Linked DNA regions of Homo sapiens: region 1 is linked to region 2. Evidence: chromatin loops called from intact Hi-C (ENCODE). Cell type or tissue: CD4-positive, alpha-beta T cell. All regions are shown on one strand. Each heading gives the region's core, and the rest is flanking DNA. Links, peaks and the distances in the headings are about the cores only.

Region 1 (2,901 bases), core at 210-2,709, 550 kb before region 2:
CTTTCATTTTACAGATGAGCAAACTGAGGCTGAGAGCAATGAAGAGATTTGCTCAAAGTCCCAGTGAAGGTAAGTAAGTAGCAGCCCAAACTGCAAACTCCAGAGCCCTCCCACACAATAGTGCTTCACAGAAGAAACCACTGATACTTTCATCTGGATCTTCAGTCAAAGGCATTAAAGGACAAAACAAACCAAACAAGCAAACTCCAAGTTGGTCACTCTGTTTAGTGCTTACCTTGTGCCAGCAATAAGTAGTATCCAATTCAACTACCCCATAAGGAGGGGGCTGGTATTATCCACATTTTACAAATGAGGAAACTGAGGTTCTGGCCAAGGAGCTTACTGGAGGCCATGAAACTGGTAAGACTAGAAGCCAGTGTTCAAATCTGGGTCTAGCTCATTCACTGCCAGGAACCCATATTCAGATGCTTCTGACACATCCATGAAAAGGAATTAATGTTAAAAGGTGATTTATGGCCACGCGCAGTGGCTCACGCCTGTAATCCCAGCACTTTGGGAGGCCCGAGGCAGGCGGATCACAAGGTCAAGAGATCGAGACCATCCTGGCCAACATGGTGAAACCCCGTCTCTACTAAAAATACAAAAATTAGCTGGGCGTGATGGCGCATGCCTGTAGTCCCAGCTACTCGGGAGGCTGAGGCAGGAGAATCGCTTGAATCAGGGAGGCGGAGGTTCCAGTAAGCCAAGATCGCGCCACTGCACTCCAGCCTGGCGACAAAGCAAGACTCCGTCTCAAAAAAAAAAAAAAAAAAAAAAGTGATTAACTTTTATTGCCGACACACACACACACTTTCAGCAACTATGGGCAGTGTAGGTTAGTAGTTAAGAACTGGCTCCAGATTCAGGCCTGGGTGACCTTGGCAAGTTACTTCCTCTATCTGTGTCTTTCTGCAGCTTCAAAGGGGAGATGATAACAGTACCTCCTTCCCTGCCTCCCAGAGTTGTCATATTAACGAATACACGTAAGCCTGGCATACCAGGGCTTCAGCTATGTTGGCTGTGGTTATTATTACGGTTATTATCATGGTTAGTAGAATGGACAGGCCACAGGCCTGTAGGAATCTACTCCAGTAAAAGGTAAGCCAGATGCTCACGCGGGACACCAGATGACAACGGTAGAAGTGGGGGCCGGACTGGGAGGGACGTGGCCATGTTTGAGTTGAGCTCCCCTCACAGGAACGGTGGGTGCTGGAGACAGGGGCCTGCCTTCTTCTAAGCGGCGTGGGCTGGGAGAGTCCGGCCGGAGACAAAAGACCGTGATTTTGAGTGTGGGGACACGGCCCCGTGTGAATGGGACTGGGTGGGTCACTGGGCCCCCCTGTCCCCGGGCCCCTAGCCCACCACCGCCGCCTCACCTGCCTCCGCAGCCCTTTCTGCTTCCAGTAGCCCGCGCCACTGGCCAACCTATTCAGTTGCCAGGCGACATCGTTGCCAGGCGACTCCAGCAGCGTCCGCGGCGCCGCGGTCGACATAATCAGCACCCACTGCGCAGGCGCAAACAGCCCAAGGCTGCGGCCGGCTGCAAAGCGGGAACAATCATTTACAGGGTTGCTGTGGAGACCAAAGGCAGCTCAGCTTTGTTCAAAGTACAGAAGGGAAAGGAAGTGACTTATTTACGCCCTTCTCTGTACTGGGTACTTTGCATGCCTCTGATCCTCAGAGTAAATTCATAAGGTGGTAACATCTAGTTTAGAGACAAGAACCTCAGAGAAGTTCAGTCGTTTCTCCCAATTTTTTTTTTTGACGGAGTTTCGCTCTTTCACGCAGGCTGGAGTGCAGTGGCGCGATCTTGACTCACTGCAACCTCCGCTCCACTCCGCGCCACCGCACCCAACCCGGGTGCAAGTGATTCTCCTGCCTAAGCCTCCCAAGTAGCTGGGATTATAGGCGGCCGCCATCACACCCAGCTAATTTTTGTATTTTTAGTAGAGACAGGGTTTCGCCATGTTGGCCAGGCTGGTCTCGAACTCCTGACCTCAGATGATCCACCCGCCTCGGCCTCCCAAAATGCTAGGATTACAGGCGTGAGCCACTGCGCTCAGCCAGTTTCCCCCAAATTACATAGGCCTGATCTCAAGACTGCCTAGCCCTGCCCATGCCCCTTGCTCTTCAGGCTGACCGCCTGGTAATGACAAAGGTTAGCCTCTGCAGTGGACCCAACACACTGCTGGCCAGCGTAGCTGTTCTCAAAAGCAAGCCAGACCCAGCCACCACCTGCATAAAACCCTCCATGGCTCCCCACTAGTCTCAGGGCTGAGTCCAAACTCCTAGCCTAGTGCTCCAGTCCCTGGGTGATGGCCTCCTCCAGCCATGCCAGACTCTCTCTTAACCCCTCAAATGCCACCTCGCTCATGAAGCCTGAGCGCTCTGTAACACTAATTATTACCTCTTTATCCTTCAGGATGCAACTTGGTGAACACTTCTTCCATGAAACCTTCCTTCTCCCTGAAGGAGTGAAGTATGGGCCATCCCAAAATATGCTGGATTGGTATATTGACCATTTTGAGTGGACAACATTGGAAAAATAGTGGCCTCAGAAAGGGCTAACTGGGCCAGGTGCAGTGGCTCATACCTGTAATCCTAGCACTTTGGGAGGCTGAAGGGGGAGGGTTGCTTGAGCCCAAGAGTTTGAGGTTACAGTGAGATATGATCACACTACTACACCCCAGCCTGGGTGACAGAGTGAGACCTCAACTCTAAAATAAATAAATAAATAAATAAATAAATAAATAAATAAATAGATATAATTTTAAAAAAAGATACAAGAAAAGGCAAACAGATATGCTTCTTTCTGCATTCAGCAAGCCATAAAGATTCCTCTAGGAGCGGTACCCTCACTGTACCAGGGCAAGAAAATAGCCCTTGTCACCTGAGACTAAG
Region 2 (2,901 bases), core at 209-2,708:
AACTGTAAACACGCAGTGGCTCATGTGAAGTGGAGATGGGGCCCAGGGGAGGAGCATGAGAGGTCCCACCCTGGTCCTCTGGAGCCCCTGTGATCAGAGGACTCCACTGAAAACTCTCACCCAGTAAGCTGGGATTCACTGGGTTTTCAAACAAAAGGGACTGGAACTCACAAATCTCCCCTGATTCCCAAATTTACCCTTCTTTCTTTCCTCTGCCCATAGCAAAAGCATGAAAGAGCTAAAAGAACTCTGCAAAAAAGACACTGCAGTGAAGAGGGACCTACTGATCAAGGTACAGTGGAGTCTGGGAGATGCAGGACAAGTGTTTAAGGGTCAGAGAAAAGAGTGAGTTTGGAAGGGCATTGGACCAGGTGTCGAGTGGTTATTTTGTTTGGTTTTGACTTACCTACTAAAAGTGGACTTGAAAAATTCCCTCCATGCCTACCTTGGGCCAACAGGAAGAGTGGTGTGTCGGTCCATGGGCACGTGGGGGCATGGGGGCAGGAGGCCCTGGAAATGGGATGTGGCAATGGCTGCTGGGCTGCTGGGCTGCTGAGCAGGGGTGATGAGCTGCAGCATTAGCAGGGCTCTGGCTCCCATGCTGGTCCATGCTGCTGGCATGGAGCTTCCTCCAGGCTGGAGGGTGATCATGGTAGGTGGGACTTCCTTCCTTCCTCAAACCGGCCAGCAATTCCTCAGGAAGCCAGGCCTCTGCTGCTGCTGCTGCTGCTGCTGCTGCTGCTGCTGCTGTCTGCAGCACACCTCCATGGGCAGGGGGCCTTGGCCTGCACTGGGGGAGAGGGGGAACAACAACAGAGGAAGCTCATGTGGCAGGGAGTCCAGTAACTGCCCAGCTTTGGGTACCAATGGGCATACTGGGGACAGACGTAGCTGTTTGCTGGGACTCCCCACTCTGCCCTTTGCAGACACCCAAAAACGGTCATGTCAGAGGATTCTCACCGGTTAGCAGCGACGCATGCTCATGACAAGTATCTGGGGGATTCATACATTGCTAGGGGATCCTCCCTGACCAGATCTCAGAATCGTCCATGCAAATGAGAAGGCAACATGTCACCCCACCCAGGACTCTGGAAAACCCTGCCATTGCAGTCAGAGATGGCGCATCAGGAGGCTACTTCCTCAGTGGAGAAAGAGAGAGTTCCGTGCACGGAACTCCCCTGGGGGATCATTGGCGAGGCGAAGCCTTTGGCATGGCTCAAACCCAGTTTGCGTGGCAGAGATTCCAGTGGGGCTGGGATAGGCAGGTGCCACTTAACCAGGTCTCCTAAAATGCCCTGTCCCTTTCCCATCACGACTGTATGTGGCTGGAGACCTAGACACTCAAAGACTCCAGAGAACACGACCCTGATGGGTGGTGGTGCTGGGATGTGAGCTGAAGGCAGCCGAGACGGAGCCTCCAGGAGCAGAAGGAGGCGTCCTCTCTTTGGGGGCCCTGGGGAGCCACTGCCCGCTCTGGGCCTCTGTTTCCTCATCTGGAAAATGAAGGGATGCTGAGCCTGTAGTGCAGGCCTCACAGGGTAGAAATGAAGTTCAAGAAAAGAAAGCAATTTGAGGGTGCTCGTGCCTGGTTCTTCCTCAGAGGGATGACGGTGAGAACAACGGCAACAGCTACAGGAAACTGAGCCCTCAGAGGCCCTGTGAGGTAGCTGTGGTTTGCATCACTCTTTACAGAAGAGGAAACAGTCTCAGGGAGGCCCGGCTGCAAGACTGGGTGACACACACAGGGAGTGTGGATCTGGGCCAGTGGTATGAGCACGGTGCCAGGTGGCTCCCGCCACTCCCTGGGGATCCAAGTGCGGGGTGGCTGGGGTGTAACTGGGGGAGAGGAGGAGAGCCTCACTGTCCCTGTCGCTGACACCTGGCAGGCGGGGAGCTTTAAGGTGGCCACCCAGGAGAGGAACCCCCAGAGAGTCCAGATGAGGCTGCGGAGGCAGAAGAAGGTGAGTGAGCCTGTGGCATGGACGGGCCGCAGGGGATCAGAGGACAGGGCTCCCTTCCCCGCCAGCTGGAGGCCTCCATATCAAGACAGCGGGGGCTTCCTCCCCAGCCCTGTCCTCCTGTGGCCACTGGGCCTGGAAAACCTTCATTTGAGAGACCAGAGGAAGGGTCTGGGAAAGCTGGACTCAGACTAGATGTGGGGAAGGGTAAAGCTGGGACCACAGGCCTTTGTGACTTGTTAAAATCCCACCATAGAGGTTAACAAGGAGTGCTTGCTAGACTTGGAGGTCAGCTGGGATACAGGAGGCAGAGAATTGGGAAAGGCAGCTGAGGGTCTTTGGCTGCTCCAACCGGGAGACCTGAGGAGGGGGCTCTGGGAGACAGGGGCTGATGGGATTTCATGGGACAGGACCTTGGGCAGGCACCTGAGGGCCAATACTCATCACCACTACCCCTCCCACCTCCCCACCCCTCCTTGGCACAGGGTGTGGTCCCCTTCCTGGGGGATTTTCTGACTGAGTTACAGAGGCTGGATTCGGCCATCCCGGACGACCTGGATGTGAGTGAGCCTGGGGCAGGGTGCTTGGGAACCAAGATCCTGAAGCTTGGGAGGAGAGGGTCCTGGACCGAGCCTTTAGATCTCAGCCCTTGGCAAACCTCCTCTCCTAAGAGCCTCACAGCTGCTCCTGTGGGTGGGGGTGTCAGGCCCATCTCATCACCTCTGAGTGATGGAGGCTCCATGGCAGCCACCAGGCCCTATTCCTGAGTGGTGAAGCTGCAGAGCTGCCTGACTGCAAAGCTGCTGAGGTGTGGGCTGAACTGGGCTCAGCTTCTCCCTAGGGTAGTCCCGTAATAGGAGGGTGAAATTGAGCCTCTCCAAGGGCAGGCAGTTCCAAGGTCACTGAGCGCTTTCTTTCTATGAGAGACCTCAGTTTCCCTGTC

The links. Peaks named below come from ENCODE experiments on the same cell type or tissue, not always from the same donor. Only the 100,000 strongest peaks of a DNase experiment are listed, where the experiment ranks them.
Region 1: it touches region 2 in a loop (3-fold over the local background); 2 of 110 quality-filtered maps call a loop at or near these places.

What each region holds. Positions count from the first base shown.
Region 1 is chr22:23,140,573-23,143,473 of GRCh38, forward strand. RSPH14 (radial spoke head 14 homolog) reads right to left here and starts at 1,418. Exons shown (of 7, transcript NM_014433.3): 1 at 1,377-1,418. RefSeq lists an enhancer at 712-1,604. In CD4-positive, alpha-beta T cell, for the core only: no CTCF peak of the experiment used is centred there; DNase peaks (open chromatin) are centred at 929, 1,529 and 2,227; H3K4me3 peaks cover 1,347 bases; H3K27ac peaks cover 1,302 bases.
Region 2 is chr22:23,694,728-23,697,628 of GRCh38, forward strand. RGL4 (ral guanine nucleotide dissociation stimulator like 4) reads left to right here. Exons shown (of 11, transcript NM_153615.2): 6 at 223-292; 7 at 1,887-1,961; 8 at 2,444-2,518. It also overlaps the pseudogene GUSBP11. Among named protein-coding and RNA genes, the nearest start is that of RGL4, 5.2 kb to the left of the region's middle. RefSeq lists enhancers at 693-1,193, 1,928-2,007. In CD4-positive, alpha-beta T cell, for the core only: no CTCF peak of the experiment used is centred there; DNase peaks (open chromatin) are centred at 1,009 and 1,664; H3K4me3 peaks cover 1,536 bases; H3K27ac peaks cover 2,500 bases.